3 separate regions of the Mus musculus genome follow, and regions 1 and 2 are each linked to region 3. A link is a contact called in ENCODE Hi-C or POLR2A ChIA-PET data. All regions are on one chromosome and are shown on one strand. The core of a region is the stretch at or near the end of the contact, and the rest is flanking DNA. Distances in the headings are between cores, read along the strand shown.

Region 1 (4,571 bases), core at 1,801-4,300, 270 kb before region 3:
ACTTAAACTCAGGTCACCAGGTTTGGCAGCAGGCGCCTTGACCCAAAGCCATCTCTGCAGCTCAGCCCTTAATTAAAAATTTAACAAAGAAACAACCAGGGCATAGTGACAGGCTTTTGATCCTAGCACTAAGGAGGGACAGGGACTCTGTGAGTTCAAGGCCACTCTGATCTACATGGATGGTTCCAGATCAGCCAGGGACCCTGTCTCAAAAATCACATGGAGTTTCAGAACAAGGAGCACACAATGAGCCTCTGTCTCAAAAAAACCAAAGCAAATGTACAAACAAACCCAACACTGAGCATGGCAGCGTATGCTCACACATAACCCCAGCACGCAAGAGACACGAGGATTCTGAGTTCTAGGCCACCTTAGGCAACATAACAAGACTCTATCCAAAACAAAACAGAACAGCAGCCCAGAGAGGTAAAAACAGCACAGGACTGGTATGCCGGCTAGCCTCCTGTCAACTGACACACGCCACAGTTATCTGAAAGGAGGGAACTTCAGCTGAGAAAAAGACTCCGGAAGATCAGGCTGTAGTCATTTTCTTAGTTAGAGATTGATGGAGGCGGGCCCAGCCCATTGTGGGTGGTGCCATCCCTGGGCTGGGGTCCTGGGTTCTATAAGAAAGCAGGCTGGGCAAGCCACAGGGAGCAAGCCAGAAAGCAGCACTCCTCCGTGGCCTCTGCAGCAGTTCCTGCCTCTGGGTTCCTACCCTGCATGAATTTCTGCCCTCAATGCTTTTGAATTGGAAGTGTAAGCTAAACCCTTTCCTCTCCAACTTGCTTTTGGTCATGGCATTTCATCACGGCAATAAAAATCTGTATTTAGACAGCTACTGAGTGGCCGAGCCACACCTCAGACCCCAACTACAAACACAGTTTGTTCATCTTCAGTGCATCCCCAAGACTCAGCCAACAGGGAAGGAAAAGGCACTAAATGTATTTTAGAGTTGTTGCTGTGCCTGAAACCTGCCATGCTGCCCAGACTAGCATCAGACTCAAGGGTTACCAGAACAACGGACTGCAGGCTTGCACCGCCCACCCCACACTTCTGAACCATTTTCCACCCAGCTCTTCTCCCTGCTCACCGTGGAAACCCAGGAATCACAAGTTCTATTAGAGTATAAAGCAAGATCAGATTTAGGGTGACTCCTAGATCACTGGGGACAGAAAGGAGGCATGAGATCCCCAAAGCTCACCAAGCTGTCTCCTTCCTGGGCCACCAAGATGGGCACTTTCCTGTAGGAGGAGAATTTGATCTCAGTCCTTCTCACGGGATTCACCTCCACCACCTGATAGGGCAGGGAGTGGAAGTCGAGGAAGGCACGGACTTTGCTGCAGAAGGGACATGTCTTGTACTGGTACAGGGTCAGCTGCAGGCTGTTCGACAGGGGCAGCTGGGGGAAGAGAAAAACAATGGGGCTTGTAACACCTGGGGTCCCAGAACTCTTGCTCCACACCCGCCTCAGGCAAACCTTTCTTCAGGAAGTCCTCTAAGGTGACCCTGAAAAGAGAGTGAGGAAAGGTGGGCAAGGGGCTCAGAGAGTGACAGACAGCCTACCTGCAAGTGCCCAACAAGTATACCGCAGGGCCAGGAGGCTCTAACACTGTGTGTGTGTGGGGGGGGGGGGGGGTCCCTGCGCCCCTTCGAGCGAGTTCATCTTTCTCCTGTCCCAAAGGGGACAGAAGACAGTCCTAGGGTGTGTCTTCCTCCAGCTTAATAGTCCTTAAGGTCTCCTCCACTCCCACCCCTTACCCCTAACTTCTCCAACTCTTTCTGAGTAACTGGCAGAGCTGACCAACTGGCCAGGCAGCACTGGCCAGAAGTGAGATCTACCTCAGATCTCCAAACGAAGAGGGAGGAGGCTGCATTTAGCTCCTCTGCAGGGAAGCCTTCAGGTGAGCTTGCTACAATTGCAGCCCCCCTCCCCTCAGTCTTCAGATGGAAATCGGTTGGGCAGAGAAGAGAGCAGTGAACCGCAGGGACTCCGCGCCAGTTCCAGTTCCTGGGTGCAGGAAAGGAGCATGGGAGGCAGGGCGGAGAAGGGCTAAAGACTGCAACTCATGAAAGGTCTACAGGGCTGCCGAGCCACGGTGGGCTGGAGCACGCCTCCAGTTCTGAGTCTGAAGTCAGGGTCACTCGTTCCATAAAGATTACTCCCGGTGCCACACACACGCCCCTAAATCACAATACAGACCATGGCATGCGATACATACAGCTCTAAGTCGTGGGCGATAGCACCACCCTCCTCGCACTCTTAAGGCCAAGACACTCGCCCAAGGTCACAAGCGGGCGAAAGAGGCCTCTCCTGACCCTGCGGCTTCTCAGCAGTTCGGGGCTAATCCCGGCTCCCCGTCAGCAGTCCGTGCCAGCCAAGTCTTACCTGCGCAGCCGAGCGCTCCGCGCGGAGGTCCTGGGAACGCTGGTGCCACCGCACGGTGTGGTACAGCCCCAGCGCGCCGCCCAGGGCCAGCGCCGCCGCCCCCAGCAACCGCGGGCTCCCCTTGCGGACCGCGGCGCCCCGGCTTCCGGCAGCCACCCTGGTGAAGCCAGCCCGGCTCTGTGCCGAGAGCGGCTGCCAGGGTCGTGTGAGCAGCCCCTCAGTCAGGGCGCACCGGCTAGAGACAAGCACCCACGAAAGGCGCGCCGCCTGGGCCATGTTCGCTCTGCCGGCGCTGCGGGCGAGCGCGCAAAACCAAAATGGCCCAACCAGGGCGGCTCTAGGATTCCTTAAAGGGACAGTACCGGGCCTGCGTGTTGCCTAGGGTAACGATGACGCCAAGTAGGACCAGAGTCCTTGAGGGATCTGAGAGCGCATGCCTGTCTGAGAGGCAGAAGCACACCCCAGGGGCTTAGGAAGTGGCTTGGCGTCGCTGTCTTCTGAGGGTACAATGATGACCTGTAACTCGTGGTCGGGCGTTTCCACATCGTGCATCTACGATGGCAGGGAGAACATTGGTCTTCCGACCCATTCACTCCCCAGAAAAGGTCCGACGCGGTCTCCAGTGGGTGGCTGCATTGTCTCAGACTCTCTCTGCCCTCCCGCAATGCTGTACTCTGCTGCTATGATGCGAACCATAAACTTTTCTCAAATCCAGCGGGGGGCCTTGGAAACCACGTGTCGCGGAAATGGCCCACGCTAAGTGGCCGGCTTGGCAGCCCGAAGACCTCTCAGGCCTGAATGGGAATGAGCGAAGGTTCCCAGGACACCCCAGGCCTTTGCGAATTTACTTGTCTTAACGGAGCGCCCGACCTCCACTGCCTAGGCTTCTCCGCGGACAGCCCTGACTTGACCCCGCCCCGAAGCCGAAAGAGGGCGGGGCCTTATAGTGGGCGTGGAATCGAGAGGGAGAGGTGGGGTTCCTTGGCGAGCGGGTATGGAGTTGTAGGGGAATGGCTGTTCCAGAGTCTGATCTGGGTACGATCCACCGCCTTCGCTTTCTCCCGGGCCTGGCAGCGCCAGAGCCCACAATACCCAGACGCATCTGGAACCTGCGCATGCAGGCCTAGGAGAGCGAAAAAGGCTAGGTGGCCCCAACGTATTTTTCTGTGAAAACCTAGCTGGGAAGAGAAAAATGGGCTTAAAAGGCACGGAGGATTCCAGCTCAAACACAGCCTTCTAAGTAGGGCAGGAGTTGTCCCGGAACAGTCCTGGGGCTAGCCAGAACGGCATCCTGGAACAAATGCCTGAAACCTGTACTAGAGAACAGTACCTACCAATCTTATTATACTGTTGGGGAAAATGAGGCTGTTGAAGCCCCCAAACTGAACAAAACTTCAGAAAGGTGGCGCTGCAGCCTGGGCTGAGAGGCCCCACTGCCTGTCACACTTCTCGGTTTCTGATAAGTTCACCTCCCCTCCTCACCTACGTCTCCTGTCTCCCTATGACTTCTGATCCTAGTGTGCTTCAACCAAGGACCCAGCAAATAAGGACGGTTTTCCCTCGTGGCCAGGGAAAACTATCCCCAATGTAACCACATTAGGATATCTGTGGCCCTCAAAATCTATAAACTGAAACTAAGGAGTGGAGTGATCATAATAATAATTGAGTCATTTAGGAAATGATTAGATCAGTTTGCAAGAATGGAATGGGTGCCGGGCGTGGTGGCACACGCCTTTAATCCCAGCACTTGGGAGGCAGAGGCAGGCAGATTTCTGAGTTCGAGGCCAGCCTGGTCTACAAAGTGAGTTCCAGGACAGCCAGAGCTATATAGAGAAACCCTGTCTCGAAAAAAAAAAAAAAAAAAAAAAAAAGAATGGAATGGGTGCCAGGCATGGTGGTGCACGCCCTTAATCCCAGCACTTGGGAGGCAGAGACAGGTGGATTTCTGAGTTCGAGGCCAGCTTGGTCTACAGAGTGAGTTCCAGAACAGCCAGGGGTAAACAGAGAAACCCTGTCTCAAAAAAAGAAGAAGAAAAAAAGAGAGAGAGAGAGAGAGAATGGAATGGGTACACTGTTACAAACCAGACTGTCTGCCCTTGTCTGTCTTCTGAAATGTAGGCGTCCTTCGGGGTGTCAACTGTGAGGAACTGGCCGTTGGTGTCTCCATCTCGAACTCTGACCC
Region 2 (4,146 bases), core at 478-2,977, 360 kb before region 3:
GTGGGGACCCTGACTTCTTTTCCTGAGCTCTCTTTGCACCTAGGACAGCCCCCTGGGCTAGCCACCAGAGCTCTCCCTCCAGCTGGAGCTGAGCTTGAGGCTTGGTACGGTTTCTCTACCGCCACCTACAGGACAGAGAGGTTCACAGCCGACAGTTTCTGCTAGTCCCGGTCCTGGCAAATTAGTCACAATGCCTCCTGCAGGCCCAGGCTGGAGCCAGACTGGGTTACTTGAAAAATGTATCATTCATTTCATTGCCTAAAAAAAGAAAAATGCCTCCTGTTAAAATATAACAGCACTGTCGGGCATGGTGGAACACTCCTTTAAACTCAGCACTCGGGGCAGGTGGCAGAAGGGGTGGGGGTGTTAAAAGGCAGGTAGAGCTCTGAGTTCAAGGCCAGCTTGGTCAATAAAGTGAGTTCCAGGACAACCAGGCCACAGAGAAACCCCGTTTCAAAAAATCCAAACCAACCAACCACCACCACCAGCAAATATATGCATATAATATATATACATTATATATACACACAATATATATATATTATATGCAGGTAAATATAACATACATGTAGTGTACACACATATATCTCAGCTCCTTTCCTTATCATTTGGACATTTATTTTGAGCTAGGCTTGGTGAGCACATACCTGTAACTCAGCACCTGGGAGATATAGGCAGAATGATCAGGAGTTCAAGGCCAGGTTCAGCAGACTGGGCTACGTGGAACACCGTGAAGGGTGGGGTCTAAGAGATGGCCTGTGCTGCCCTTGCTGAGGACCTGGGTTCAGTTCCCAGACTGCTCAGGGGTGAAGGACTTACATTCAAGCCTGGGAAACTGAACCTGATCCCAGGAAGTCACTGGTGCAAGGAGGTGACTTCCACACACGTGCAGTGTGACACATGTGTGGTGGCACACACTCTGTGCCATCACGCAGACATACACAGTGAATAGTAAATCTAAAAGACACACACACACACATATATATAAATTTCCAAAGACTTTTAAATTTTTATTTATTTATTTATTTATTTATTTATTTATTTGTGGTTTTTTTCGAGACAGGGTTTCTCTGTGTAGCCCTGGCTGTCCTGGAACTCACTCTGTAGACCAGGCTGGCCTTGAACTCAGAAATCCGCCTGCTTCTGCCTCCCGAGTGCTGGGATTAAAGGCGTGCGCCATGCCGGGCGACTTTTGTTTATTTTTGTTGTTATTTACTTATGAGGCAGGGACTCACTATGTAGCCCTGGCTGTCTTGGAACTTTACTAAGTAGATCAGGCTGACTTTGAACTCATAGAGATCTGGGATCTGCCTGCTTCTGCATCCCAATTGCAGGGATTAAAGGCTTGTGCCACTATACCCAGCAATGTTTATTTTCTTTTTATGTCTTTTGGTGTTTTGAGTGCATGTATGAAAGTACCCCAAGATCACGCAGTACTTAAGAAGGCCAGAAGAGGGCGCCAGATGCTTTAGGAAGCGGAACTTACAACAGTCTTTAGCTGTCATGAGAATGCTGGAATCATGATTGTACATACATGATTATGTATCATGCAAGAGCAGCCAGTGCTCTCAACCACCAAGAAATCTCTTCAGCTCCACACATTTTTTTTTAAAGATTTATTATGTTTTAAGTTCCTGTGTGTGGGTGTTTGGGCCAGCCTGTCTGTGCATCATCTACATGCAGTACCCTCAGAGGCCAGAAGAGGGCGGAGGCTCATCAGGAACTGGATGGAGTTCCAGGTAGTTGTGAGCCACTGCACGTGGGTGCTAGGAAATGAACCAGTCCTCTGCAAGAACAAAAGAGTTCTTAATCACTGGGCTATCTCTCCAGCCGCAATACAGTCCTCTGTATGGGCAGGTGACCCTGTACATGAACACACATATGAGTACAGGGGTCTGTGGAGGCTGGAGGTTATTAGCAGGTGTCCTCCTCAACCTCTGCCTACCTTATTTTTTTGAGAGGGTTTCCTTCTGAATCTAGAGCTTGTCAAATCAGCTAGACTGGCAGGCACTTAGCGCAGGAATCCTAGCCAGTGGTAGGATTATGGGCACATGAACCACCTGGGAATAGAGCTTGGGTCCTCATGCTTGCGCAGTAAACACTTTGCCAGCTGAGCCGCATCTCCATCCCCTCCGACTCTCCTCAGAAAGCAGCAATACTGCAGCGAGAGCCCAGTACTTAGCTCATCTAGCCGGGGTCATTTCACCAGAGTCCCAGTTCTAAATCCCATCAACACATGGTTGGGTAGGTGGGTGACATGCTGTCATCACCGGGGTGTCCCTAGATAAGACTGCAATGCCTACTGGTCAGTAAAGGATGCAGAGATGTCAGTAAATCACTCTGGACAGGGCTTCAGGGAACAGCATCTGCTGTATTACACACCAGCAAGCACTCATATCGCGGAAGCTATCGTCTGTGACTGGTTAGCACATTACCTCAGACTGGACAGTGAGCGCCCATACCACCAGGATCTCGGTGCGAGAGAAGCACATAAAAAGAGATGTGGAGAGGGCAGCCTCAGCAGGCCAGCTCCCAACTGTCAGGCTACTTCAGAATCCTCTGTTCTGACTTCTGGGCATACTCATGAGCATGGTACACCGTGCTTCTTATTTAGAAGTGCCATGTGCCGGGCAGGCTGGCTGCCAGGTCAGGCCCACACTTTCTCCTACAGATAAGTCTCCGGTGCTAGTACTTACCCAGACAACTACTTTGATAACACAGGAGCTGTGAGGAGCCAACTGGGGAGAGAGACAATGTGAGAGGCAGAGGCCAGAAAAGAAAGCATCCTGCGGCTGGAGGTAGAAAGTTAGGGCTTCATGCCGTGACAAGCGGCCAGTGTGGCTGGCATGGGATGGATGAGAAGACAGGAGCTAGAGATGGATGCTAGAATGGGGTTGATCTGTTGGAATCAGCCTCCAAAATACAGTGAAGGAGGGGCACTGCTGAGTTTCAGACTGAGAAAAACATTGCAATATAAGAATTAGCTCAGGGGCTGGAGAGAGGGCTCAGCGGTTAAGAGCGCCGACTAATCTTCCATAGGTCATGAGTTCAAATCCCAGCAGCCACATGATGACTCACAACCATCCGTAATGAGCCATCTGAAACCCTCTTCTGGTGTGTCTGAAGACAGCTACAGTGTACTCACATATAATAATAAATAAATCTTTGGGCAGGAGTGAGTGGAGACAGAGCAACTACATGATGTCTCACAACCATCTGTCTGTCACAACTGTCTGTCCAGCTACAGTGTACTCCCATACAGAAAATAAATCAATTAGTTCATGCTCCTGTAATCCTAGCACTCAGAAGATCAAGGCAAGAAGATCAGGAGCTCCAGGCTAGTCTGGGCTACACAGTGAAGCCTTGTTTCACTCAATCCACCAATAAGACTTCAAGGCACAGAAAGTAGTCTGGTAGACATGGGATTCAGGTCTGCTTGGCTCCTACCTCTGAGCTCTCGGCCCCTCTGGCTGAGAAGCAGAGTGAACCAATCTACTTTCAAATCTGATCACCTCAGGAAGTGGGGACCTAAGAAGGGGGAAGGAGCTTCCCCTAAGCGGTACAGGGGGTCAGGGTCTATTTCAGAGATGAGGTCTCCAGGGTCCCAGGCTCCACACCCACACTCAGCTCCGGCAGCCAGGCCAGGCCAGGCCCCTGCTCCAGTTCTGAGGCCCAGAGAAACCATTTGGTGTTTGGAGAACAAAGGGCTGCTCCCTGCGTTCCAGGAAGCGGTGTCAGCTGGGGCCAGGTTCTTGGTCTGTACTGGTGGTGGCTGGTTTCAGCCACCTAGGTCTCTCCTACCCCATGCAGGCTCCAAGTGGACCTGGACTCCTCCGGAGGCATCGGGTGACACCTGCCCTACCCTAAGCTCTGTCCACCCTGCTGAGCACAGGGTGAAATCTAGGACTGTGACTCTTCAGTCCTGTTGCATTTTCCACCAGAGCTTGTGCTCAGAGACCAAAGGGCTCGGGGACACAGAGTCCAGGGGATGGTTCTCGAATCCATGGCCAGCCAGCCAAGCAGGCCTGCAGCCCCTCCCCTCAGCCCAACCCCAAGACCAAAGATCTTAGGGCAGACAGTTCACTGCTCTGGCTTGCTTATTCTAGAATGAAGCTGCTGAGTCAAAAGAACTTGCATTCATTCATT
Region 3 (4,498 bases), core at 1,438-3,937:
ATGTGCTTTCAATTGGCTCTATTTTTTTCCCACTTTTTTTTTTTTTTTTTTTTTTTGGAGGCAAGGTCTCTCAGTGAACCTGGACTTCACCATGTTAGTTTGACTGTGTGGCCAGCATGCCCCCAGGACTCTGCTGTCTCTGTCCCCCCAGAGCGGGATTGCAGATGTACACTGTTGCCCCCGGCTTTTACACAGGTGCCAAGGGGCCGACCTCAGCTCCTCACACCTGCACAGTAAGCACTTGGCCACTGAGCAGTGCTCCCAGGCCCTAACTTCACCAGTTCCGTTTGTTAGGTCTGAGGCTCAAACCCTGGACATGGTGTGAAGTGGGTTTTTTGTTTGTTTGTTTGTTTGTTTTGTTTTGTTTTGTTTTAACCACTGGAACTGAACTTCAGATCTGCCTCTTGTTTTTTCTCTAAAATGTATTTATTTGTGTGTGAATGTTTTCTCGGAGTTGGTTCTCTCTTTCCACCATGTAGGGCCTGAGCATTGAACCAACTTGTCAGCTTGGTGCAAATGCAGTTATCTGTTGAACTATCATACAGGAGGACTCCTGCCGTTTGTTTATGCTGTGGCTTTTTTTTTTTTTTTAAATAAGGTGATCTTAGTAAGCTAGGGTAACCTTATTTTAGCTTCTTCTTATGGCTGTAAAGACAAAATAAGGTCACATCTGGGGGCCTAGGGTTAGGTCCCCAACACATCTACTTTAGGGGGTGCACAGTTCAACTGCTAAACCTCTGTAAGCTAAGAGGGCCAGACAGTAAGTGGGCTAAGTTTTCAGACCCAGGACCAACATCACATCCCTGGGACAGAGCTCCATTTATCATGTCTCTACTGCACACCCTGGTTAGGGTCAGGATGGATGCTCATGGCTGGGCTAGAGGGTATAAGAGCTCTCTTCAGGATCCCCAAGCTGGGGCTAGCTGGAGGTCTGTGCATTGTGGACAGGCTGGGGGTTAGCCCTGGCTAATGTTGCAGATGGGAAAGACTGAGGTTAGCTTCAGGACACAAAGGTAGTAGTGGATGGGCCAGGCTTGGACGGGAGTTGCTGACACTGGTCCCTACGGCCACGCAGCCTGGGATCACTGCTCTGCATCTGACTCCTCTAATTGTGACACTTAGCCTTCTGTGTCTCATTGCCTCCTGTCTCTGGCTCTACTCCAACCCGGATAACCTTGACCTGCGTGGGCTTTACGGCCTCTGAGAGGGCCCTCTACTCTTGCTTATCAGTCATGGATTCCATGGCTGCCTCCTCCTGTCCCTCTCTTCAAAACCTCCCCACAAGGTCTCAGGCCTCTTTGCAGATAAAGACTCAGGAGGTCAGAGACCTTGTGGTTTGTCCAACGTTGAGAGTCCAGACCCCAGGGCTCGGCGGCTCACAGGTACCCAAATCATTCTGTCAGATCTTTTGAGCTTCCAAAGGGAAGGGGAGAGGGGACCCCATCTCCATTTTCAGTCTACTGTGCTGTGTATATGTAACAGTGGCTTGGATCAGAAAGGATACCTTACAGGGGCTAAAGACTAGAGAGAGAGAGAGAGAGAGAGAGAGAGAGAGAGAGAGAACGAACTGCCCTAGCATGCAGGAGGTCCAGGCTTCCATCCCCAGCACCCAGTAAGCCAGAGTTCATCCCAAGGATGGGCAAACCAGTCTGTCTGGTCTTTCGTGCTCCTCTGGAAAGGAGGGGGCATATTTGTTTATTCTATGATTCTAGCACTTGGGAGGAGGAGGAAGGAAGGTCACTTTCAGCTAAATAGAGAATTGCAGGCCAGCCTGGGCTATAAAAGATCCTGTCTCACAAGAAAAGGCAGAAAAAAAAAAGAAAGAAAGAATGAGAGGAGGGAGGGAAAAATAAAAACTCAAAGAAACCAAAAAAGAAACAGACATGAATCCACGAACGCAGAGCCTGCCGCAACAACAGCCTGTGAACACTAGAGGGCTCAGGACGACAGAAACCCAATCCAGAATGTGCTGACAGCAAGGAGTGTGGAGATCCAAAGATACAGTAACAGGGATGACAAGATGTGAGTTCCAAGACTTGCCCTTGTGACAACTACTTCATTTTGTCCTCACAGCAAAACCAGAAGTGAGAAGTCTCAGTAAGATTCCCACTTTACAGCTGGGAGTGGTGGCGCACACTTTTAATCCCAGCACTCGGGAGGCAGAGGCAGACGGATTTCTGAGTTCGAGGCCAGCCTGGTCTATAGAGTGAGTTCCAGGACAGCCAGGGCTATACAGAGAAAACCCTGTCTTGAAAAACCAAAAAAAAAAAAAAAAAAAAAAAAAAAAAAAGATTCCCACTTTACAGCGAGAAACAAAAGCCCACTCTTATTAAGTGAACCCTTACAGGTCACCACATTAGAAACCAGAGGCTGGGGTTGAACTTGGCTCTGGCTTTATTACCCTGATGTTGTCCTCTCCTCCATCCCCCCTTTCATCTTCCCTCCCAGGTCCCCTTCAGCTGGCTCTCTTAAGTCCTGAGATCTATAAAGGACTGCTTAAGGCTGGAGAGGCTTACCCCTATGATTCCTTCTAGAGAAGGTGGGCTCGGGGCAGCGGGGAGTTGGGGGAGGGGAGGCGTGAGGAAGCAGTCAGGAGCTGTGGGACGGAGCTATGGATACAGGGAGGCCCTGTCTGGAAGTCTTCTGACTGGCCGCTGGCAGAGCTGGTCTCCTGGGAACTGGCCAGGGCTATTAATACAGAGCTGAGTCAGGGGGCCCTTGAGTTGCAACATCACAAGACATAGCAGGGACACTCCTGACTCCAGCGCCTCCTCCCTCTCACCTGCACTGTCCACCTCAGGCTGCGCCCTCTGGGAAGTGGCATCCAGTACCCTGCTTGAGGCTGTCCTCAGAGAGTGCTCTTAAGTGCTCTGGTGCTGAGCTACAAGGATTATTCTAAACATTGATTTGGGGAGGGCCTGCAGTGTGTCCATTCCTGTCCAGGAAGCCAGGGCTCCTACGATTCAGTTCATCACCTGCCTACACAGGGCCCCAGTCAGAGCCGCCTGGTCTCTACCGGGGCCCTGTGGTTAAGGCATGTAGCTTAGCTTCCAGAGACTCTAGCCACTCTGGGTGGGCACCGGCTGATGGGACAACAGAGAAGAAAGAAGATGAGAGGAAGGACCAAGGGATGGAATCTGTCAGAGAGAGGCTCTCAGCTCTGACTCTTTGGCCTTTGTAACATTTTCTGTCCCAGACTCAGGAGCCTCCCAGGTCTGTGTCACCTTTCTGGCATGGATGGCTGTTGCGGGCTTCTACACGACCTTGTAAGGAAAGGCTCACCTTCAGAATTCCAACATCATGCTGTGAAGACTATTTGCTGAGAGTTTTGGGGGGCACGAGGCTCCATTTTGAACATAAACCCCATACCTACTGTTTCCTCAGGATGGGGACAGGGACACTTATAGGACAAAGCTCCTAAGGGATGAGATGGTTTTGAGCAAAGCCTAAACTGATTCCGGAGCTGATACTCACATATCCATCTATTCATTATCTCAATCATCACCACCACCATCACCATCATTACCATTATTATGATAATGTAATAATTATTAATTTTTGTAGCCTAGGCTAACTTCAAATCCACAATGCAGTCAAGGACAGCCAAGGATGATTGAATAGCTGACCCTTTGGTCTTCAGCTCCTGAGTGCTGTTTTATGAGGTGCTGGGGATCGAACCTAGGGCTTTGTACATGCAAGCCCTCTCTCAACTAAGCTATACCCCTCCCTATGTACTTATTTATTTATTTTGGTTTTCGAGACATGGTTTCTCAGTGTCACCAGGCCAGGCTGGCCTCGAACTCACGGAGATTTGCCTGCCCCCCCCTCTCCCCTTCCCCCAAGTGCTGGGATTAAAGGTATGCACCACCACACCAGGTTCACTATGTAGCTCAGGATAGTCTCAAACTTGAGCTTATTCTGCCTCTGTTGCCCAAGTGGCTGCGACACTAGGCCTGAAGCACCAGCAGATCACCTGTTGTGTAACTCAGTCCTTTCCTGTGCTATCTATGGGATTTGATCAAGGGTTAGAGGCTGCATACACCTGGCTCGTTCCTCTTCTCACAGCCTCGGTCTCTCACACTGGGACTCTCTGGGGCCTTTCCTTCCTCCCTCTCCTCCTACACCTATGGACACAGCCTATGCTAAGCTCCCAACACAAGCGACCCAGGTCTGGGACCCTTTCTCAGCTCTGGTCCATAGCAGGGCTTCAGTGCCAAGGCCCCTGCAGAGAACCCTTATCAACCAGCACCACACATCCCTGAGAGCCTGGGACGGGCACCCAACCCCGATCCCAGCCCTTCATAAACCCTGTTATCAGGAGACACATTCCAACCCACGCTCTCTCCCCCTGCACCGGGGAAGATAGAGCCTGGAGTCTTCCGGCCACGTGGGAAGGGGGCACCAGGGGAAACCCGGGTTATCTCAGCGGGAAGCCACACTGCAGAGCTATTTCTTCAGACAGCTTGAGAAAACACGTTGGGGTCGGCCTTGCGGGGAG

The links. Hi-C counts contacts between places; a loop is a spot of excess contacts on that map. ChIA-PET counts read pairs that join two places held with the same protein, here RNA polymerase II (POLR2A).
Region 1: a map of v-Abl transformed pro-B cells shows a loop between it and region 3 (2.0-fold over the local background). The contact joins the promoter of Ptges2 here to the enhancer-like site in region 3. A Hi-C loop is called at or near these places in 1 of 37 maps with a recorded cell type or tissue (v-Abl transformed pro-B cells). POLR2A ChIA-PET finds 5 or more read pairs at or near these places in 1 of 5 experiments (embryonic stem cell).
Region 2: a map of mouse embryonic stem cell shows a loop between it and region 3 (2.8-fold over the local background). The contact joins two enhancer-like sites. A Hi-C loop is called at or near these places in 2 of 37 maps with a recorded cell type or tissue (mouse embryonic stem cell and v-Abl transformed pro-B cells).

The regions. Positions count from the first base shown.
Region 1 is chr2:32,394,369-32,398,939 of GRCm38, reverse strand. It overlaps Ptges2 (prostaglandin E synthase 2), which reads right to left and starts at 3,050. Exons shown (of 7, transcript NM_133783.2): 1 at 2,390-3,050; 2 at 1,205-1,402. The coding sequence starts at 2,665.
Region 2 is chr2:32,484,857-32,489,002 of GRCm38, reverse strand. No RefSeq gene overlaps it. Among named protein-coding and RNA genes, the nearest start is that of Slc25a25, 35 kb to the right of the region's middle. Within about 2 kb of position 1,727, at least 1 of the 3 ENCODE cell types and tissues checked has a DNase peak (open chromatin) inside an H3K27ac peak, as active enhancers do.
Region 3 is chr2:32,128,097-32,132,594 of GRCm38, reverse strand. No RefSeq gene overlaps it. Among named protein-coding and RNA genes, the nearest start is that of Prrc2b, 21 kb to the left of the region's middle. RefSeq lists an enhancer at 4,009-4,498. Within about 2 kb of position 2,687, at least 2 of the 3 ENCODE cell types and tissues checked have a DNase peak (open chromatin) inside an H3K27ac peak, as active enhancers do.